Linked DNA regions of Homo sapiens: region 2 is linked to region 1. A link is a loop called in an ENCODE intact Hi-C map of the cell type or tissue named here. Cell type or tissue: dorsolateral prefrontal cortex. All regions are shown on one strand. Each heading gives the region's core, and the rest is flanking DNA. Links, peaks and the distances in the headings are about the cores only. Region 1 overlaps SLC39A11 (solute carrier family 39 member 11). Region 2 overlaps SLC39A11 (solute carrier family 39 member 11).

The links. Peaks named below come from ENCODE experiments on the same cell type or tissue, not always from the same donor. Only the 100,000 strongest peaks of a DNase experiment are listed, where the experiment ranks them.
Region 2: it touches region 1 in a loop (2.3-fold over the local background); 3 of 110 quality-filtered maps call a loop at or near these places.

What each region holds. Positions count from the first base shown.
Region 1 is chr17:72,718,649-72,730,407 of GRCh38, forward strand. All of the region lies in intron 7 of SLC39A11 (solute carrier family 39 member 11), which reads right to left. Among named protein-coding and RNA genes, the nearest start is that of LINC00511, 84 kb to the left of the region's middle. RefSeq lists enhancers at 619-1,297, 1,298-1,975, 6,893-6,962, 9,042-9,336 and silencers at 2,658-2,873, 7,013-7,082. In dorsolateral prefrontal cortex, for the core only: CTCF peaks have their summits at 6,993 (motif pointing right) and 7,195; a DNase peak (open chromatin) is centred at 7,033.
Region 2 is chr17:72,911,518-72,923,276 of GRCh38, forward strand. The region is part of intron 5 of SLC39A11 (solute carrier family 39 member 11); the gene reads right to left. Among named protein-coding and RNA genes, the nearest start is that of SLC39A11, 180 kb to the right of the region's middle. In dorsolateral prefrontal cortex, for the core only: no CTCF peak of the experiment used is centred there; a DNase peak (open chromatin) is centred at 4,204; H3K27ac peaks cover 844 bases.

The DNA.
Region 1 (11,759 bases), core at 5,784-8,283:
GTTCAAATCCTAGAGGAGTCAAATTCATAGGGACAGAAAGTACAATGGCAGCTGCCCCTCACTTGCTGTGTGCTCTTGGACACAGCCTGCTTCTGTAAAATGGGAATGATAATTTCCAGCTTTCTTGATTGTTCCATGATTGCTAGAGGCTGGCAGAGGAAGTTTATTCGTGGGCTTCTGAATCAGATGGAAGTAAGTCTTGAACTCCTGGCCTCAAGTGATCCTCCTGCCTCAGCCTCCCAAGTAGCTGAGATTACAGGCATGAGCCACCATGCCTGGCTAGACAGAAGTAAGTCAAATCCTGAATCTACCAGGTTCAGTGGCTCACGCCTGCAATCCTAGCACTTTGGGAGGCTGAGGCAGGCAGATCACCTGAGCTTAAGAGTTGAAGACCAGCCTTGGCAACATGGCAAAACCCCGAATCTACTAAAAATACAAAAAAAAAAAAATTAGCCAGGTGTGATGGCACATGCCTGTAGTCCCAGCTATTTGGGAGGCCGAGGCATGAGAATCACTTGAACCTGGGAGGTGGAGGTTGCAGTGGGCCAAGATCATGCCACTGCACTCCAGCCTGGACAACAAAGACTCTATCTCAAAAAAAGCAATCCTGAATCTGCCTCTTACCAGAAGAATGACCTCTGAGCATTTCCCCTGCCTCCCGAGGCCCCGTGGCCACATGTCCATACTGGGATGGCAGCGAGGACTGAGCAATGCATGTAAGCAGCACCAAGTGCCACATGTCCCCACGAGTGCGACACAAGCACCAGTGCTCCTGAGCTGCCTTTCTTGGCGTACCAAGCAGAATGTTTTAAAATGAAGACCCTGCCCCCCAGAACTAAACCGCACCCACAGCTCCCTCTGTAGTGGCCTGACCTTCCTCAGCAGGCTGCCCTGGAAGACAGAATTGCTTTCTTCCCCAAGTCGCTTGTAACAAGCTGTTGGGGAGGACGGACAGGGCAGCAGTGGGAACGGAGAAGAGAAAAGAAGTGTGCGTCATCTCCAGTGCCCGGGAAAGCCGCAAGGAAACCACACTGCCATTTTCAGAGAGCTTGACGGGGCCCTCCCTCCCCCAAGGTCTGCTCCAGGCTAACAGAGTATACGTTGTGCAGAGATAGCTTCCTGTGCCAAGATGTCCAATCCCTGTCGCCAGGGACTTGGGTGGGGGTGGCTGGGGGCAGTGGCAGAGGAGGAAAGGGCCGCAGCATAAAAGCCCCTTGTGCTGCTCATGGAGGAGACGCTGCTGCCCGGCGGATGGGGGAGGGGCAGCACTGTCATCTTCCTTTTTGCTCTGAGAAGGTGACTTGTGTGGTTAGATGGAAGGGGCCCCCAAATGAGTCCAGGAAACTGGGGCGCAAAAGGGAAGCAGCTCGTGTGCTTGTGTGGTCTGGAGGGGCCGACCCTTGCCGTCGACACCCCTAGCACAGAGCTGACCACGCATTGCCTGGTTCTGGGTCCCGTGCAGAGCATAAAAGAGGTGACCCAGGCTCTGCTCCCAGGGAGGACACAGGAGAGAGAAAAACACCACACAACGAAGGCTGGGGACAAGGGCTGGGCAGTACCAGGGCCAGGGCTCATGAGCATGCACAGTCCATGCTGTGATAAGATGACGAAGTCAGCCTGGGAGGGCCTCGGGGGAAAGAGGGCAAAGGATGTGAAGGCCCCTTATAAAGCACGGAGCTCTAGAAACAGGAGTAGAAGCAGTGGGAGGGCAGAGCAGCCAGGCACACTCACAGACCCTGCTCCTGGACCTGGGCTCCGAGTAGCCAGGCACACTCAGAGACCCTGCTCCTGGACCTGGGCCCCGAGGCTTGGATGTCAATTCCCTGCAGACAGTGGAAGCTACTTCTGAGACAGTTCTTCTCCTGGGGAGGCAGGGAGTGGGGAGTGCTTGTCCTGGACCTGAGTGGAAATAGAAATGGGCTGGCCATCTAGCTGTAGGATGTGTCATGGGTGTGCCAGGAAGCAAGAGCAGTAGCTTCACCATGGACAGTGCTACCTACCATCCACCAGGCTCCACTCAGGGAGCTTTTCCTAGAGAAATTCAGTTCATTGGTCAGAACAATCCACTGAGGTAGATACTATTATTCTCATCTTGCAGATTAGGAAACAGAGGCACATAAGAAAAGCAACGCATCAAGGTCATAGACCCAGTTGATGAAAGAGCCAGGATTTGAACCCAGGGAGTCAAGCCCCAGAATCCATGGTCTTATATAGCATCAATAGTGCCTATTCATCCCCCGAACACATACAATGAGGTATGAGGGGGTCTGCAGTAAGTTAAACTTGATAGGAAACAAGACCCACCCACTCCCCCAGGCTCTCCCACTTAGCTTCTCCTCCTGCCTGGCCAGGTCGCCTCATAGCCTAGAACACCCCAAAAGAGGTAGGTTCTGGGGCCAGAGACTAGACTAGGCACAGACTTGACTGCTGTCCCTCGCCTTTTTTTTTTTTTTTTTTTTAAGTTTTGAGACAAGGTCTTGCTCTGTTGCCCAGGCTGAAGCGCAGCAGCGCGATCTCGGCTCACTGCAACCTCTGCCTGCTGGGTTCAAGCGATTCTCCCGCCTCAGCCTCCTGAGTAGGTGGGATTACAGATGCATGCCACCATGTCCGGCTAATTTTTGTATTTTTACTAGAGACGGGGTTTCACCATGTTGGCCAGTCTGGTCTCGATCTCCTGACCTCAGGTGATCTGCCCACCTCACCCTCCCAAAGTGTTGGGATTACAGGCAAGAACCACCATGTCCGGTCTTGACTGCTGCCCTTACTAGCTACGGGGCTGTGGACGAGAGGCATCTCAGTGCCTCAATTTTCTACATCTGTAAAACAGGGCTCATCTTGGGTCCATGTGTGATGATTCAAGAGAATGAAGGTAAAAGACAGCACAGGACTGGGCACACAACAAGCACTCAGCAGAGCTCCCCTACATAACACTCATCATTACTGTGGTCCATGGACCAAGATGCAGGATGTGGCCCTGAGAAAGGCCCTTGTCATGATGATGCTCTGTGTTTGAGAAACAGAACTTTAAAAGTTAAAATTGGCTGGGGGTGGTAGCTCATGCCTGTAATCGCAGCACTTTGGGAGGACGAGGCAGGCAGATCACTTGAGTTCAGGAGTTTGAGAGCAGCCTGGCTAACATGGCAAAACCCCATCTCTACTAAAAATACAAAAATTAGCTGGATGTGGTGGTGCATGCCCATAATCCCAGCTACTCAGGAGGCTGAGGGAGGAGAATCGCTTGAACCTGGGAGGCAGAGGCTGCAGTGAGCAGAGATGGCGCCACTACATTCCAGCCTGGGCAACAGGCAAGCCTCCATCTCAAAAAAAAAAAAAAAAAAGTATACCCTGTAACTCAGCTGTGAATTAAAAAATTATTTTTCTCTCGGATATTATTCTGTCCCAGGGCCCCCATTTCCATGAAGTAGCCAAAGAAAAAAAAAAGGTCAATCCAAAGGAATTCAGTATCTTCCAGTATCAATTTCTTTTCCATGCTAATGATTCTCTTTTGGGATAATACTTAGGAATTCAAGAATCGAGATCCCTCCTAGGGCTGTGACTTCCTTCTCTCAAAAAGACTCCCCTTCCCTCCCTGCCCTCCTCTCATTGATGGCTTCTGCACACAGGGAAAGACAACAGGGAAGCAAAAGTCAAGGGAACACATTTTAAAAATACACCGTCCAATTTCAAGAAACTAGATTTTCAACAGATGAAAACAGTAGCAGAATAAATTGCAGAGTCCAGATCATCTTGTCGCATTGCCCAATGGAGTTCAAACGGATTAGTTTGTATCAAGAGCATAATGACAAACCAGGTATTATTATGCAAGGTTTTCATATTGTTTTACAGAATTTGAACTGGGGTGGGGTGGGGGAGGGAAAAAGTAAGGTCTTTGGAAGGTCTTTGGTCTTTCTGTTTGGAAGACAGAAAGGACTTTGTTTTATCCTGAGCTCCTGATTTCATGAACTAATTTCTGGTGGTAAATAACACTTTTTTTTTTCTTTTTTGAGACAGAGTCTCGCTCTGTTGCCCAGGCTGGAGTACAATGGCACGATCTCAGCTCACTGCAACCTCCGCCTCCCGGGTTCAAGCGATTCTCCTGCCTCAGCCTCCCGAGTAGCTGGGATTACAGGTGCCTGCCACCAAGCCTGGCTAATTTTTGTATTTTTTAGTAGAGACAGGGTTTTACTGTGTTTGCCAAGCCGGTCTGTATCTCCTGACCTCAAGTGATCCACCAGCCTCGACCTCCCAAAGTGCTGGGATTACAGGCATGAGCCACTGCACCTGGCTGCACTTTCTAGAAGGGTGATCTCTCATAAAATAATTCACTGACCATGGCGGTCTACGATTGCATCTTTCCTTCAATGCCTTCACTTTGAAAAATATAAAGGGTGGCCGTCGTTTGTCAGTCTTTACATATTTGGGGGACGTCTTCATTGTCCAACAAAGCCCAACAGTCTCATAGCCATGGATACAATCTGCCTTTCTCACATGATGCACGTAGAAACTGAGGCACATACAGTAAGGGCCGAGTGCTCAGTCAGGTTGTCAGGTGCTTGTCAGGTGAAGTCCCAGATGCTTCATAGAGAGATGTCACCAGGAGGACAGAGTGCTGAAATGAGCACGTGTCTTAAAATCCCTCCCAGGATTTTCTTTGTCTTTGTAGGAGTGTAAGAGTGTGTGTGTGTGTGTGTGTGTGTGTGTGTGTTTGCAGCCTAGCTGTCAGGAGGTCTGGATTAGAGAATTTCTCCATCCTTCAAAGGAAAACCATCTTTCAGAGTAAGTAGTAGCAGGAAGAGATGGATGACAGTAACTGGATTTGTAATACCAGTGAGGCCAACCCCAAACACACACAACCATCACCCTACATGTGGATTGTCTGTGCTAGGAGAAGAAAGTACAGGCGTGAAGAGTGCTAACTTCAGAACACCCCAAAATCAACTAGATTTTTCTTTTTGCCATTTTTGAGGTGATACATTTACTTTTCGAATGACTTCCGTTGAATAATGTTATTTGTTCCATCAGTCCTGGGGAGTGAAGAAAGTGGGTCGTAAAAGTCTGCCAGACACAGACGAAGCCAGACCAAGATGGAACCTTGTGGGCAATCTCAGGTTAGCAGGTAATCAGATCATTCACCCATCTGTCCATCTGTTTATCCAATTCAACCCAGAGATTCACAAGCACCAGGCTCCATGATGGCATATTTTGCAGGCAAATGGCTATTAAGTTCTTCATTCTCCTCCACGTGTTCTGGAAAATCACCAGGTTTCCAGGTAACGACGGGATTGTATTTGTCAGCACAGAACTGGGGATGTGGAGGACAAAGTCTCCAAGGAGTAGTTCTTCTTCCCTGGTAGGATTTCTCAGTCAAAGAAAAATCTTAGACGTGCAACTATTGGGCGATCAGTGGTGCTAACACGGGAACACACATCTTACTGGCAAAACACTGTCCCTTTTATTTTTTTTTTTCTGTAAAACGTTGCTCTTATTGGGAGCTTGAAAAGCATTATCATAAAAAGCCATGGGAAGGGAGAAGGGGAGAGGAAAGAGAGGGACAGAGGGGGATAAGAATTGCCCAGGTTTGGACAAGGACTCTGGAGATGAGGCCCAAGATGATTCATTTCTCCCTGTTCGCTTCCCAGCCCTCAATCCCATCTGGCTCCTTTCATTTGAGTTTTCTATTGCAATGCACAAAACAGATAATTTTCCAAAAGCTTGCTCAAAAGCTTCCAGGTGGTCCAAGAATGGGAGGGGCACTTCTTGCAGTTCAAATGGGACAAGAGAAAAAACATCAAGAAAGCGGTGGGGGGGAGTGAGCTTCAGAGGGGAAGCTGAGACAATGAGGAAAGCAGACCTTTTGAGACATCCTGGATGTTCCCTCCACCCTCTGAAATGGAAACATGACCAGCTACAGACAGATCAGCTCTTAGAGGGGAGGAAAGAGCCCCAGGGTTCAGGAACCAGGAGCTCTGACTTGAGTCATCCCTGATGACTTCCTTTTCCACTCTGAGACTTCAGTTTCTTCACTTATAACATTAGAGACTTGGGCTAGATCAGGGATTTTCTGCCAAGTGCAGAGGGGAACTTTCATGGAAAGGGTGGTATCTATTCCATCCAGAGTGTTCGCTTAGGAACTTGTTCCAAAAGCTCAACTGCTAAAAAAAAAAAAAATACTTAAGAGGCAAGATGATCTTTCAAAGTCATGTCCAGCCCACCAGTCCTACAAATTCAAGCCTGTTTTCCCAGTTGCAGTTGATGAAATAACTATTCTAAGTTCTCTCTCTCCAAAAAGATGAATCCTGTGCTCAGTGAATCTCTGTGGATTGAAGGGATGGATGGATGGACAGACTGATGAATGACTTGATGGCAAATTACATAGGATGGTGAGAACCTGTTTGATCCTGGTCTGGCTTTGCCCATGCATCCGGTGGACTTCCTTGGCCTGGCCCACTTTCTTCACTTCCCAGAACGCATGCAATAAATAACATTATGTTTTTAAGTCACTAGAAAAGTAAATGTCACCCTCTCCCCTCCAAATGGCAAAAAGAAAAACTGAACTGATTTTTGGGTGTCTGGAAGTGAGGACTTTTCGCACCTCTATGCTCCCCTGCTAGGGTAGACCATCAAAAGCTTGGAGTAGCTTCTGACACTTTAATTGGCCCATTTCACATTTCTACCCCTCTACGTAGGGTCACATAAAAGCTATACTTTTATTCCCAACATGGGAAAATAAGACAATAACGAGCTTTATAAATGCTTAATTAAATGGGGGGTGAAAAATCAGGGTATAACAGCCAGAATATAAGGATGTTACTATTTTGAAAAATATCCAAAGCAAAGTTGGACATGTCCAAAGTTACATGTAACTTACATATATGGTCCTTAGCCTTCTGCAGATACACCTTCTGTACAAGCCGAACATAGATTTGGATAGCGACACACAGTCACCTTTCCTGGTCAAACTTTTTCCTTCTGGTACTGTGTCTAGCAACCTATGCTACCAAGCTACCGCGTGGTGGCGCCGTCTGTCCACCGCTGCCAGCCGGCACTTTCAAATTCCACTGTCTCTTTGTAAGGTGAGGCTGTGTAGTGTGGCAGGATGAGCCAGGAAAACTGAAGAGAAGGAGCTGCCAATAGATCACTCTAGAATTCCAGACAGGGTAGTGTGATAGGTTCAAGAGAAGAGCTTGCCTGCATAAAATAAAATTGAGAGCACAATGTGCGATTGCAGATAAAGAATAGAACAGGATTGTGCCGAAGTGACTCAAGGGTGGGAGGGGCATTTTTCTGCTGTGAAAGGGTGGGGACAGTGGGATCAAGATGTCAAAGTATTTTCTCCACAAGTACCTTAGTGTCCTCAGGCTGGGTCTCCAATTCTCAGGCTAAAAGCCACTCTCCAGGGAGACCAGGCTGGGAATGCTGAGACCCAAGTTGCTAGGCAGGGAGGAGGTTAAGATCAGCAACTTTGAGGAAGTAAGGGTCTCCCTAGGATGCTCCACGAGTCTGGGAGACTGAGTGCTGCCTGGGGCAGGTCTAGGCATTGCAAGAGCAGCTGCATGGAGGCTTGGAGGGAGCCAGTGAAGACAGCTTGCTTGTTCAAAGATGTTAGAGTGAACTATAATTAAAATGTTTCCATGTGAGTTCTCCGAGACTCCTCCCCGCCACAACAATGAAGTCTCCTTTGTAACTTCTCTACAGGTAACCTGCAAGCATGCTTTCAATAATCTACAGGATGCACACCTGGAGTCCCAGCTACTTGGGAGGCTGAGGAGGGAGGATTATTTGAGCCCAGGAGGTCAAGGCTGCAGCAAGCTATGATTGTGCCACTGCACTGCGGCCTGAGCAACAGAACAAGATCCTGTCTACACACACACACAAACACACACACACACAATCTACTGGAGCAAAAGTAGAGGGGCTGCTTGGACAGGTAGACACACATGTAACGTATCTTACACATACAGACATGCTCATCTACTAGCTAATGTTGATGAATGACCAGGAAAATATGTCAAAATATGCCACTTTTCTTTCTAAATAAAGGGTTGCTTTGTTAACTAATGGCTGCTGTCTTAAATAATTGTTAATATATCAACATATATATGTATAAGCCAGGGGAAAGGATTTATCTGACTTACGATCTTTCCTCTTTGATCAGAGAGGCAAACATATATCTTAAAATTGGTTTTGATGCCTCCATGTGTAATTTAATGGGCTATACTACATCCAAATGTAGACTAATCAACCATGCCTCCTTTACCAAGTGTCTGGGTGTTGATTAGCAGTAGCTGGTCCGGTCATATCTTGGGGATGTGTTTTGTGGACTATCCATGGCACACTAAAGTTCGCAGCCAGCCTCCTCTGCTGTGCACAGCCTGCTCTGGGATGGCCGCTGCACCTGTAGGTCAAGGCAGGTCCACAGACTACAAACGTCTCTTGACGCGTGCTTAGTCAAAGCTTAAAACAGGAAGTGGTATGTGAAGCTGAGTGTTTAAGCATAAACAGTCTTACTCTCCCTGCTGGTTTGAATGATGCCTGCCACTGAGTGAAGTGGGAGCTGAGGGCATGTCTCCTCTCCAGAGAACATGTTCTTTGAAGTGACGATACAGCAGAAAGGAAAACCGCTTAAGCATGCAATTCCCCAAGCACATACGGTCTGAAGAATTCCTCTGTGATTGAAACAGAAAGAAACTGCTATGGGACCAGAACAGAAAGAAGCAAGCTGGGGCCAGGCACAGTGGCTCACGCCTGTAATCCCAGCACTTTGGGAGGCCGAGGCGGGTGGATCACGAGGTCAGGAGATGGAGACCATCCTGGCTAACACGGTGAAACCCATCTCTACTAAAAACACAAAAAATCAGCCAGGCGTGGTGGCGGGTGCCTGTACTCCCAGCTACTCGGGAGGCAGAGGCAGGAGAATGGTGTGAGCTCAGGAGGTGGAGGTTGCAGTGAGCTGAGATCGTGCCACTGCACTCCAGCCTGGGTGAAAGAGTGAGACTCCGTCTCAAAAAAAAAAAAAAAAAAAAAGAAAGAAGCAAGCTGTGTTTCCCTTGAACTACAGGCCTCCCTCTGCTGGCTGAGAGTCTTCCTAATTCAGGAGACAATGACCTCTGAATGAACACCTTGGTGCAAGCTGACCTGGCCAGGTAGGGAGGTGGACAGATGGGAAGGAGCTGGGGAGGGCTCCAGGAAGGTGAGGAAGTAACGGCATCTGTACACCAGATGGCAGCAGCCACACACACATGATAGGCGAGGTGCCTGCCTGTCTTCTTCCCAGGTCAGAAACCCCTGAAGTGGGAACTGAAGACAGTGCCTTCTTGGAATAGTTCCTTTTCTTGTGGGTGGCTATAATGCCACAGGCGACGTTTATATGAAGCCTCCTGCTTCAACAGACAGGGCACAAGCAAGAGGTCATAAAAAAGACAGTTGGCCTCAGAGTATTTAATGATGAATATGGGCTAAAAACAGGGATTGTGTCCACTAAAGGAGGGGTCTAACGCTTTCTGAAAAGGGTCAGATAGCCAGGTGTGGTGGCTCACGCCTGTAATCCCAGCACTTTGGGAGGCTGAGGCAGGCAGATCACTTGAGCTTAGGAGTTGGAGGCCAGCCTGGGCAAACTCAATCTCTACAAAAAATACAACAATTAGCTGGGTGTGGTGGTATGTGCCTGTAGCCCCAGCTGCTTGGGAGGGATGCTGAGGTGGGAGGATCGCTTGAGCCCAGGGGGTCGAGGGTGCAGTGAGCCATGATTGCACCACTGCACTACAGCCTGAGTGACAGAGTGAGACCCTGTCAAAAAGAAAGGGAAAGGGAAAGGAAAGGAACAAAGGAACAGGGAGGTCAGATAGTAAATATTTTCAGCTTTGCAGATAGTAAGTATTTCCAGCTTTTCAGCCTTAAGATTTCTCTGGCCATTATGCAGATCAGCCACTGTAGCACATATGGAGCCAAAGACAATATGTAAACAAATGGGTGCGCGTATGCTCCAATAAAGCCTCATTTCCAGAAATAGGTGTTGGGCCAAATTTGGCCCGCAGACCATAGTTTGCCAACCCCTCCACTAAAGGAGTCATAAACTATCTGGCTCAGTTAGCTTGGTGCACGTGTACCCTGGGCCTGTACTGGGTAACGCTTTCCCCAATCTGTGTAAATGGAGTCCTTCTTCCCTCTCAGTTCACTCCACGGCACGAGATTAACCTACGTCTCCTTGTCACTTGGACTCAAATTCTCCCTTCTCCCTTCCACGCGACAACAAAATCAGCTGGCAAACGCTGTCTGTGGGTTCTGTACGCAACAGCTCTTCCTGGGATCAGTCCTCATTCTCATGGTCATCACAACATCCAGTATCTTCTTCATTGCTGCTAAAACACACAGCAGTGGGGTGGGCTGTAAATATTCTTTTTCAGTTGGTGCATTCTTCACACTGGTTTATCTCCCCACCTGCTCTCCCAGATTATTTTATCTTAGCCAGATGCATGTTTGAGTTACCTCTTGGGTGATGTCTCTTGCCTGCATCGGAACCCACCATAGTTGCCAACTTTTTGCTGAGTAATGCACCTGTTTCTTTCCTGCCTCAATCCAATCCTTTATTTATTTAGTTTTATTTTTTTTGAGGCACAGTCTCTCTATTGCCCAGGATGGAGTGCAGTGGCACGATCACGGCTTACTGCAGCCTCAACCTCCCTAGGCTCAGGTGGTCCTCCCACCTCAGGATTCAGAGTACCTGGGACTACAGGTGCATGCCACCCCACCTGGCTATTTATATATATATATATATATATATATATATATATATATATATATATATATATATTTTTTTTTTTTTTTTTTTTTGTAGAGACAGGGTTTCATCATGTTGCCCAGGCTGGTCTTGAACTCCTGGGCTCAAGCAACCCACCTATGTCAGCCTCCCAACATGCTGGGATTACAGGCATGAGCCACTGCAACCAGCCAATCCAATCCTTTAGACATACCTTCTCTAAAGCACCAGAAAATTCTATCTCAGTCATATCGGTTTGTCCACCAGCCCTGAAAAAACCTTGGCACCTACCTTGGCATTTGCTCAGAGTACTACCTGCCCTTATCATCCCCTTACCAAAGCAGACCACCCCTATGCTCCTGATGAAATGTAGACCATTCTATGAAGAGCCCTTGAGAGGAGCAAAAAGCTTGCCTGTCTTCTACTGGTTTCTTGGTCTGGCTTGGATCAAGCCCTTTGGAGCTTGGACTGTGTTAATCTTATGCCGCCTATGGGCTTAACTGTCGATTAATAAATTACTATGGGTATCTTTTCTGCTATTGACTTTCAACTATATCACATCGAAATCAAGACAATGCGGTCTGAATGGCATTGATCTTAGGGTATGTATTCTGACTCTCTCTGTGGCAGAGCACTCTAATCCATTTTAGGAACCCTCACGTGGCTTGAAATGAACGTAAGCTTTCTAATGACTGGGCTACAGTTTATATATGTCCACTGCATGCATTTTGTTAACTTAATATCTGCGTCATCTACAAGTATCAGACAGGGACATTAAACTCCCCCACCATGACTGTGTTTCTCCTTGCAATTCTGATGATTTTTCCTTTAAACAGTTCGAGGCTTATGTTGCTAGGCGCCTACAAACGCAGCATCAGGATGTCATTCTGGTACATTACTTCCCCTTTCCTTAAGTACTGACCTTTATCCCTTATCTGGCTTTCTGCCTTCAAGTCTGGTTTGTCTGAGACAAAAATGTAATACCCGCTTTCTTTTGATTAGC
Region 2 (11,759 bases), core at 3,247-5,746, 190 kb after region 1:
CCCTTACCCTCCCGACCTCCCTTTTCCTGTCAGCCTCCTCGTTCTCCTTCCGCTCGCCCAGGCAATCTTCTGTCCTTCCTAGGAGAGGCAGTCTGATTCTGATTCTTCTGTGAAGACCACCCTGAGCACATCAAACAAAACCAAACCCCACCTCAACCATTCTGAGCCCAGGCTGGAGTACAATGGTGTGATCTCAGCTCACTGCAACCTCTGCCTCCCGGGTTCAAGCAATTCTACCACCTCAGCCTCCCGAGTAGCTGGAATTACAGGCACACATCACCATGTCCGGTTAATTTTTGTATTTTTAGTAGAGATGGGGTTTCACCATGTTGGCCAGGCTGGTCTTGAACTTCCAACCTCAGGTGATCTGCCCGCCTTGGCCTCCCGAAGTGCTGGGATTACAGGCGTGAGCCACTGCAGCCTGGCCCAGTTTGGAAATTTCTAACAAGCAGTTGAAAATGCAGGGCTGGTGCTCAAGAAGGCGTTCTGAGCAACGTGATGGGATTTGGGATGCACAGGCACACTCCTGGTGGGCATTGGTGCTGCAGGCATGAAAGATGTTACCCAAGGAGCGTGCCAACACCAAGGAAAAGGAGGAGGTTTGAAGAGAGCCAGACCTGGGTTTAACCTCTGGTTTTTCTAGCTAATAAATGAGCAGCTAAGTAAGCCTCTCTGAGCCCCAATCTCCTCATCTCTAGCCAGTCCAATCCTATGATATGGACCCTGCAGAAGCCTGGAGAGCTGGAACTTCACGATGTCTACAGAGGACCTAGTGCAGTCCCCACCAAGCAGGAGGCATTACAACAGAAGCCACACACAGAAGACCTCAAGGCAACAGGGGAATCTGGAGAAGGTGGTGCCCCAAGTCAGAAGAGAAAGTGGCTGTTAACATTATTTACATTCTTAGGACAATATCTTTTTTTTTTTTTTTTAAGTGATGGGGGTCTTGAGCCGCTACCCAGGCTGGAGTGCAGTGGCATGATCACAGCTTTCTGCAGCCTTGAATTCCTGGGCTCAAGTGATTTTCCCACCTCAGCCTCCCAAAGAGCTGGGAGCCTGCCACCACACCAAGCTCAAGGTCATTAAAGGTGCAAGACAGGATCCTTAATGGTGGCAACTTCAGTAGGCTGACGGAGGAGAACCTGAGGGTACGGGGGTGAGGAGGAAACACCGGACCAGAAGCATCGACCAGAGCAGAGCATCTCACTTGGTCCTGCCTGTGCCAAGGACAAGCTGACATGGAGAAGGCAGAAGATGGAATCAAAATGTCAGCAATTGGCATGATCTTACACCCCAGCCCTACTTGCTCATCTCCTTGCCCAGACCCTGAGCTGCGCCCCCTTCTTTGACCTTCTCCCCATCCCTCTTGCTCCATTGGCAATCGGCTCAAGAGTGCTGACTCGAGAGACAGCTGAACCCCAAGAGCTTTCCCCAGATGTGGTGTCAGGACGGTAGCAAAATATATACCATTTCTGCTTTTTTAAATATGCTTGGGTATTAAAGTAGGAATAAAACAATCCTGATGTTTCCAGCAATTTCTAAAAAGTCCTGATTTATACTCTGAATGCCAAATGTCCAGAATATAATATGCCATATTATATACTGGTGTAGACTAGAGAAAGTTAGATAGGAGGTAAGAGGGCAGGAGGAAAGAAATTGGAGGGTGTAGGGGCAAAAAAAAAAATCCTTTTTTAATTTTTTTAAATGGGAAGCCTTGGGCATCTTTATAAGCTGAATGAAAGAAGTCGACACAGCGGACACTGTCATAAGTGGAACAAAGGATGAAGCTAATCATGGAGGCAAGCTCCCTGGAGAGACAGGGACAAAATCAAGAATGAGCTGGAGAAATTAATCCTGGAGAAAGGGAGGGACCTGACTTCCTTGAAGGCAGGCAGCCAGGAAGTAAAGAGGAAGGAAAAATCAAGATACATTTTTGGCAAGGGGGCAGGAAGTGGATGGAGTCTCCTCCTGGGATACCCAGTTTGCTCAGTGAAATAAGAGATGACATCATCTGTTGAGAAGGAAAGGCCTAAAGGATAAGGATGAAGTAGGGGGTAGGGGGAGAGAGGTAGAGATTTGGACTAATCACCGTGGGAAACAAATGAGAGCACAGCAAGTGTATGTTAGAGGTCTGAGGACTCGCCCAAGGCTCCTCTGAGGTTGCGGACCATGAACTTGACATGAAGACCCTCTGTGGCATGGTGGGGTTATCTGCTAGTTCTCCAGAAATCAAGATACTTCTTTTATCAGAGAACCAGGGTATCTGATAGACTCTGTATCTCAGTCTGCATGCAACAGAATAATCTTCTGTTCTATATTCTTCAAACATCTCCAGTTCCCATTGACAACGGTAATTTTTAAATGTCAAAAATTCTGAATATCAGCATCAGAAAGTTAAAATATGCAGTTGCCAAAGAAAAAGAAATCCACATACAGTTGGCCCTCTGAGTCGGAACCCACAGATTCAACCTACCATGAATTTAAAATAATTGAAAGAAAAAAAAAGGCTGGGTGTGGTGATGCGTGGTGACTCACGCCTGTAATCCCAGCACTTTGGGAGGCCGAGGTGGGTGGATCACCTGAGATCAGGAGATCAAGACCATCCTGGCTAACATGGTGAAACCCTGTCTCTACCAAAAATACAAAAAGTTAGCCAGGCACGGTGGCGGGCACCTGTAGTCCCAGCTACTCGGGAGGCTGAGGCAGAAGAATGGCATGAACCCGGGAGGCAGAGCTTGCAGTGAGACGAGATCGTGCCACTATACTCCAGCCTGGACGACAGAGCGAGACTCCATCTCGGGGGAAAAAAAAAAGAAAAAAGAATACAAAATAACAATACAATAATAAAAATAATACAAATAAGAAACAATATAACTACTTATATAGCAGTGATATAGTATTAGGTATGATAAGTAACCTAGAGATGACTGAAAGAATATGGGAGGATGTGCATATAGGTTATATGTAAATATGATGCCATTTTCCATCAAGGACTGGTGCATCTGCAGATTTCGGTATCCACAGGGTCCTGGAACTAATACCCCATAGGTACTGAGGGACAGTTGTATAAAACGTTGAATAGGCCGGGTGCAGTGGCTCACGTCTGCATTCCCAGCACTTTGGGAGGTCGAGGTGGGCAGATCACCTGAGGTCAGGGGTTCAAGACCAGCCTGGCCAACATGGCTACTAAAAATACAAAAATTAGCCAGATGTGGTGACAGACTCCTATAATCCCAGTTACTTGGAAGGCTGAGGCAGGAGAATCACTTGAACTCGGGAGGCGGAGGTTGCAGTGAGCTGAGATGGCACCACTGCACTCCAGCCTGGGCGACAGAGCCAGACTCTGTCTCATAAATAAATAAATAAATAAAATTGAATATCTGTGCCTTTTGTTTGCGGTGGTTTTTGGTTTTGATTTTGGTTTTTGCCAATCAAGTCATTCCCCTGTTTCTGCTTTAGTGGCACAGGCTGGGGCCACTTTGTTTTTCATTGGGAAAAAATGGATTTTCTTTTTATTCATGGATGTTCGCTGTCCTGACCGGAGCCTCCCGGGTATCTCAGTTGTACCCAACCTTGAGAACCTGTTGTCATACCCACCCCACGTATTAATCATGTTACAGACCCAGGGGGAGACTGCCTGTCCCAGGGCTAGGTAACTCCTCAAGAGAGGAAACAGCTTATTCTGAAGATGCCTCTCCTGTGCTAGCCAACCACCTCCTTATCAAATGCTCACACCGGGACACTATTTCTCTCGCCCACCATCCACCCAGGCCCAGGTACCAGTCAACTAGGGACACCCCTGTAGCCCACCAGAATTGTTCAAACTAGCTCGTTTTAATGCTTTACCTAATTGTTACCCTGCCCTGCCTCGCTTTTCCTGAGAAAATCCCAACAAAGGCTCTAGTCCCGGCTTTCCCCTCACTCTTCTGCTTCCTGGTGCTTTCCTGTGGCCTGTGTGGTACAACGTGGGCCTGGCATGACATGGCAGTGTGCCCCCTTCTCTTGGGAAATGCAACTCATACATCCTCACCTCCATAAATTAAAATCATGTGGATACAAGTGAGACATCCCACTCCCAATCCCAACCGTGCTGGCCTTTCTCCAGCCTTTCCCCTGCTACCTGTCATCGGGTGTTTAGCTCATATGCTAGCACCTTGGGAATCCTGGCAGTGGGCGAAAGCCGAGCCAGTCTGACAATAACCACAAACCAGGGGCCCAGATGGTCCCACGCCTCGTCAGCCTGGAGCAGCTCACATCCAGTAGCTCCTATATTCACACCTTTGTGACTGCTATGAAGTGAAATGTCCCCGAATCCATTTTTTCAAAAGTCTGCTAAGTAGACATTTTTAGGGAACCTTCGCTTTCTTTTCATGTAAATAGAAACCAGCCACCTACACCCACACAACCATATGCCAAAGTCTGGTGCCATCTACTGAAACACACATCCACACGTCTGGCCGTACCCAGTAATACTCGAGTACACAAAGGAGATCTGGCCTTTTGTTTTACAAGAAGGGATTGTGTGTGGAGCTGCTCCATCTTTTGGAACAAAGAGAACTTCTGCTCAATTAATGAGCAAATGCTGGAGTTCACTGCATTTGAGCACTCCATTAATCTCAGCACTGCATTCACCTCCAAGACACGACATTGTGAGCTGCCCTCACAGCAGTGAAATGCGCGCACACACAGGCACGTTACACATGCACACACATATATCTGTACACACAAACACACAAACTTGAAACCTTCTGTCAAGAGGGAAAAAAGAGACCTTAAACCACTATTTGATCACCTTAAGCATAAATGAAACCATACAGCCCTAACTCTTGCCACACTGGCTCGGGCAGGCTCTTACACGGTTCCTCCAATGAGCACAGCTGGGAGTCCTCAGGGCCAGTCCCAGGAGTTCATCAAAGTCCATTGCACGCGGTCCCTTCCATGTCTATTATGGTCCTCTTCTGAATGGGAGGCAGCCACACCCAGCTGTTACCATGGCAGCAGCTGGGCACTGCTGCCACTTTTCCAGGATGTCACTGTAGGACCACCAGGCCTACATCCTCCTTCTGTTTCACAAACCCTCTCTTCCCCTGCCCCCCAACCATCCTGGCCTTAGTACTTGGGCAGGAACCCAACAGTCAAAACTGCACCAGTGGCCAAGTTCGAGAGATACATCCCAGCCTTCCTCTGGCCACTGAAGCCACATTCCTGGGTCCATATATACCCTATTCCTCTTTACCAGGCAAGGACTCTCCCAAAAGGCTTCCCCATCTCCCTCCGCACCTCAATTCATGGCAAGCCCACCCAACTCATTGACCAAACATGCCCAGACAGGGCTGAATCCCTCTAGCAGACTCAAGCTCAAGCTAGGAATACCCACACGTTCCACACACATAGGGAGACTTTAATTAAGACTGTGATGCAATTCATACACTTCTGAAAACATTTGCAAATTAAAAGGAAGTTGGAGAGGGTAACAGAAAGGAATGGACCAGTACAAACGTCATGATTTACTGGGGGATGACCACTCTATCTTCAGTGACCAGATAGGAAGTGGTCCACCGCTTGGTAAAAGGACACCCAGCGGGGGAAGAATAGGTCCACATTCCATTGAGATACCAATGCCAGTTCATAACAAACACAGCTGTTTCCCATCACCTGCCAACTCAAGATGCACACACGTGGTTAACACACACTCTCTTCTCCACTTCTCTCTTCTCCACTTCCGGGGTTGGGCCCTGAAATCATTCTGCTTTCCCAGCATTTGCTAAGCATCTGTCAGGCGCCAAGCACTGTGTCTGGGCTGTGGATTCAAAGGCAAGGAAGGCTGGATCCCTGCTCTCTGGGATTTATCTCGCGGCAAAATGCTCCTACCTAAATGGAGTTGGGAGGAAACTGCGAGTTGGGGAAAATCACTAGAGGGAAGAAGTGAGGGGGGATTTGGGAACACCTGGAGCATGTGAGGGACAAAGAGCATGACCACTTCTCAACAGAGCAGCTAACAGGGGAGATATACACAGCCAGCAAGCAGCATGCAAGACACTGAAATGTCTAGAAATGGAAAAAGATGGACAAGAGGAGGGAGGAGACATTCCAAGAAAAAAATTTCATTTGCCTGACAATTTAACTAGGGCCCTTGTGACATGTGGACGTCATGGAAATCCACTGGCTGCTCTTTATTGGGCTGTGTACAAAATAAAAGTGGGCAGGAACCACTGTGATGTAAATATCTAACATGCTAAGTGTCCAACTGAGTTATTATCAGTAGGTCAGGATTAATGAGTGAAGGAGCTGCGTTGTTTTCTCCAGAAGACATTCTTGAGCTGATTCATCTGAACAGACTCCATCTCCTCTGTGACCACCAGCTACCTACAGCAGGAAGGTCTCTGATGAGGTGAGGGGTTAGGTGCTATAGGTGGCCAAGGAACAGAATGAAACTAATGGGATCCAAAGACCTCACCTCATCGGCACTGTTACCTGCCAGGGGCAGAACAAAAAGACCAGGGTGCAACCTAACGAGCTGAACTTACGAGATTCGTGGGCCATCTGGTGCTTATTATCTCTCCTCTACAGGACTCATTGTCCTTACCTGTAATGTAAGAGCACTGAGCTGGCTAGGCGTGGTGGCTCACGCCTGTAATCCCAGCACTTTGGGAGGCCGAGGCGGGTGGATCTCCTGAGGTCAGGAGTCCGAGACCAGCCAGGCCAACATGATGAAACCTTGTCTCTACCAAAAATATAAAAATTAGCCAGGAGTGGTGGCACATGCCTGTAATCCCAACTACTCAGGAGTCTGAGGCAGGAGAATCGCTTGAACCCGGGAGGTGGAGGTTGCAGTGAGCCAAGATCGCACCATTGCACTCCAGCCTGGGCGACAAGCGTGAAACTCCATCTCCAAAAAAGAAAAAAGAAAAGAGCACTGAACTGGATGATGATTTCCAAGGTCCACTTAAACTCCTAATGTCCCTGATTCACACCTTGCACCCACCCAGTCTCAGCCAGAGCCCTGGCGCAAGACAGTGCTCTCAGGAAATGTTGGGAGGAAAGTGAGTCTATTACAACCAGCATCAGAAGAAGGGTAAAAGGAAGGAAAGAATGTCCCTCTCAACTGGCCCCAGCTTTCCCAAAACTCTGCCTTTGGCTTGTGCTGCACAGATGACAAATAACTGTTATAAAACACATTTATAATCCAGCAACAGTCAGCCTGCGGAGCACCTCAAACCCAAAGAAAGAAGGGCCCCCGGCCAGCCTTATAAATCATGCTCGAGGCTGGGCACAGTGGCTCAAGCTTGTAATCCCAGCACTTTGGGGGTTGAGGTGGGTAGATCACTTGAGGTCAGGAGTTTGAGATCAGCCTGGCCAACATGGTGAAACCCCATCTCTACTAAAAATACAAAAATTAGCTGGGCGTGGTGGTATGTACCCATAATCCCAACTACTCAGGAGGCTGAGGCAGGAGAACTGCTTGAACAGGGGAGGCTGAGGTTGCAGTGAGCCAAGATTGCACCACTGCACTCCAGCCTGGGTGACCCAGTGAGACTCTGTCTCAAAAAATAAAATAAAATAAAAATAAATCACGCTCATAACCCAATTCGGACCTCCAAACCTGGTTTAATAAAATTTGCCTCTCCACGTGATTCATTCTGGAGCATGGTTATACATTTGTTAATGTGCCACAGCATGATCTTGAAAAGTTGGGGCATAGAAGAGTGTGCCGAAAGACAGTCTCTGCCCACTCTTGCTGATAATAATAATAATAATAAAGCTATAGAATAGGAAATGGGTAAGCCATTTGGAAAAACAAAAAAACAGAAATAACCAAGCAAACCACTTTACCATGATCATAAAGGTGAAGAAAGAGACAGGGAAGAGAAAGGGAGAGAACTTGGACCACAGCAACAACGATGAATAGCGTAGAGGGGCTTTTGATGATACCTAGCATGTGGGGAGCTGAGAAATTGATCTGCTTCCCAGAAGTAAAGAGAAGGTGAGGAATTGAAAACCCAAGGGAACCGGGCGTGGTGGCGGGCGCCTGTAGTCCCAGCTACTCGGGGGGCTGAGGCAGGAGAATGGCGAGAACCCGGGAGGTGGAGCTTGCAGTGAGCCGAGATCGTGCCACCGCACTCCAGACTGGGCGACAGAGGGAGAGTCCGTCAAAAAAAAAAAAAAAAGAAAAAAAGAAGGAAACCCAAGGGAAGAGAAGCCAGAACCCTCTGCCTGTGATGATGACCCCGCGTGGGGTGGAGACAGAGCTGCCAGGGTGGTCGGGCAGCACGGCCACCACAGCTGCATCTCTGATGCTCTGGTTAACCCCAGTGCCCTGCTAGGACCACAGGCTCTGGCTGGAATTCACTTTCGGAGAGCCGGGTGGACAAGCACAAACGTGGTCACAATGAATTTCAAGGACTTCTTCGAATGCCTTTATTACTGCGGAAATTCATTGCCTGAATGATGTTTGAGATCAATGGACTGCCAGCTAGAGCTTGGGTTGCTTTCTCTTTTGGGAGAAACTGCAGTTTCAATAGATTCGGCTGGTGTGGCCGTTTTCAAAAGGGCTCCTCTTTTTGTGCTTTCGCTAAACATTTAATAAATTTATGATTTCTCTGTCCACCAAACACGGCCAGAACCACTTTAGACATAAGTGGAAATTCAACAGGGGGATAAGGGAAAATGTCCTCCCTGCTGCAATCTATCCCAACACAACAGCCAGGGTGATCCTCTTTAAACTGAAGTCAGGTCACGTTCAAACGGGAAGCCTCAGCACAAAAGCCAGGATCTTACTAGGACTTCTGAAGGCTTGTGCAAGCTGGCTACCATTTTATTTCCCCCTTCCTCTTCTACCATTCTCTGCTTGGGCAACCCCTCTTTCTGACTCTTCTTGAACATGCCAGCTCTGCCCCACCTCCAGGCAGTGACACCTGCTGGGCCTTCCACCTGGAATGCTCTTCTCCCCAAATATCTGCCTGGTTTGGTCCTTCACCTGCTTCAGGTCCTTATAGAAATGCCACCTTCTCAGATGTTCCCTAACCATGCTCCCTAAATTTACAACACTTAAACCCCATACACACACACCCTCTTCCCACCCCCTCTACAACTACACCCCATACACACACACACACCTCCTACCCCCTTACACCATGTACACCCTATACACAAACACACTTCTCACCCCCTTACAACACCTACACCCCATACACACACTTCCCACCCCCTCTACAACTACACCCCATACACACACGCATACTTCCCACCCCCTCTACAACACCTACACCCCATACACACATGCACACTTCCCACCCTATCTATAACTACACCCCATACAAACATGCACACTTCCCACCCCCTCTACAACATCTACACCCCATACACACATGCATACGTCTTACCCCCTTATCTGCTGTTTCTTTCTCCTTAGCAGTCAACACCATCTAACGCACTATGTATTTTGCTCATTTAGAACTCATTCTCTGTCTCCTCCACTGGAATGTCGGCTCTCTATGAGAGGGGACTTTCATTTCTTGTTCTTATTCTTGCATTTGTTTGTTCGGTTGGTTGGTTGATAGGCTGGCTACTACAGTAATGTGCAGTGCCTAGAATGTGCCAGGAAACACTTAAGAATTTGGTAACTGCATGAAATGAATGAAAAAGTAAGAACACAAGCCCAGCATCTTGCTCCTTCCCATGACCTGGCTTAACAAACCATAGGACTATGCTTCACGAGAACCTGCTGCTGATGCTGCACTTAGGGTCAGGATTTGGAGAGTGTGACACCGAAGGCGAGAGTTCTTCCACGGGGGGATCAACTGGTGATACTGAATCAGAAGACAGTGAGGGCAAGGAAAGTGAATGGGACTAGTAGGGTGAACACTTGTCACAGAAAGACTATTATATTTCCTAGAAAATGAAAACAGCTACAACCTAAAGCATGCCTCAGTGAGCAGATCAGAGTGGAGAGGAGAAAAAGAAAAAGAAAAGCAAAGAATAATTATAGTATGAAGAATGCATGACATCTGTGCCTTCTCCCAAGAGACTGGGCCTAAGGAAGAGCCTGAGGACATTCTATGAAATGCTGAAATCATATGCAGAATTTTGCAGGAATATGCATATTGCTGGAATAAAGATCCATAACTTTCACCAGCTTCTCAAAATAGCCCCTGATCGAAATGTTAGAGGAACGCTAACTTACACAAGAATGCCCTAATTCCTTTTATTTCCACTTATATCCATTTATTAAGTGCCTATTACCATATCTCACCAAATTCTAAGACACCAACAATTCCAAGACACAGCGTTATTTTATGCAGCATGTCAGTTCCGCTATGACATGCCATTGGTTGTAAGGCAAATGCTAATTTCAGAGATGCTAAAAATGCAAAACGATGTGAGGCTTAGAAGCTACAAATAACAGTATATGTCAAGCTCTGTTGCTAGTCCCTTTACATATGTTATCTGAGTCCTAGTGTGAAAAATGTTATTATTCAATTATAATTACAAATGAAGACAAAGCCAGAATTCCAAGGTGAGTTCCAACCTAGGTCTGTCTGAAAGCCTCCACACCAGCACACCACCTCCCAGCAAAGATATGGCTCCCACATCGGCAGACCTTATAACGAAGTACAGAACAAGAACCTCTAAACAATCAAGCTACAGACAGGTAATGAGAGTTGGGTATCAAATGATCACAGAAGCACCCAGCTTGTGTCTGGAGCAATCCTTCAAACAAACTTCCAAATCTCCCGAAGACAGTTTCACATTTATTATTCTAAGGAGCCTCTGCTCTTTCACCTACTTTATAGCTCCCTCTCACTTCAATAAACTACTTAAGTGGAAGTTAATGATCCAGAACATATAGTGCTCTGTGTTGAAAGGGGAACTTAGGAACAAAAGGTGCATGATTCCTTGTCAATGTTAAAACACATCCCTATTATCAAAGGATTGACGAAAGCAGGTCCTGGAAGGTTGGGGTTGAGATGTGTGCATAAGCACATGTGTGCACATGCTACAGGGTGAGAAGAAAGAGGCCTCGAGGAATAAAAATAACCATTTCACTGGATGTCTTCACAAACAGGATATGCTGCCACTTCCCTAAGGAGCTTTTAAGGAGCTCAATGAGTAGAACTACTGCCAGGAGAGAACCAGAAAGAAATCACCCCAAGAAAACACTAAACCCTGGTCAGGCATGGTGGCTCATGCCTATAATCCCAGCACTTTGGGAGGCTGAGGTGGCCAGATCACTTAAGGTCAAGAGTTTGAGACCAGCCTGGCCAACATGGCAAAACCCCATATCTATTAAAAACACAAAAATTATCCAGGTGTGGTGGTGCACACCTGTAGTCCCCGCTACTCGGGAGGCTGAGGCACGAGAATTCCTTGAACCCGGGAGGCGGAGGTTGCAGTGAGCTGAGAGTGCGCCACCAGCCTGGGTGATAGAGTGGGACTCCTTCTCAAAAAAAAAAAAAAAAAAAAAAAAAAAAAACACACAGAAAATACGAAACCCCCTCTCCCCACACTCTCCCCAATTTTGCTTTGTATGGTGATTTGGGTGTGATTTTATCTTATCAGTCAGCTCTTTCTTGTCATTTTCTATCTAACACTGAACAAGCCTAGTGGTAGATTGTAATAGCTGTTTACAATTACTCAATCCTCCCCTTTGCTGTAAGACTTATACATCCCTGCACAATGTCATACACTGTGTGGGGCTATGGACCACCCTGCCCCATGGTCAGGGTTGGACATGTGAGTTGCATGGGCCAATAGGACCC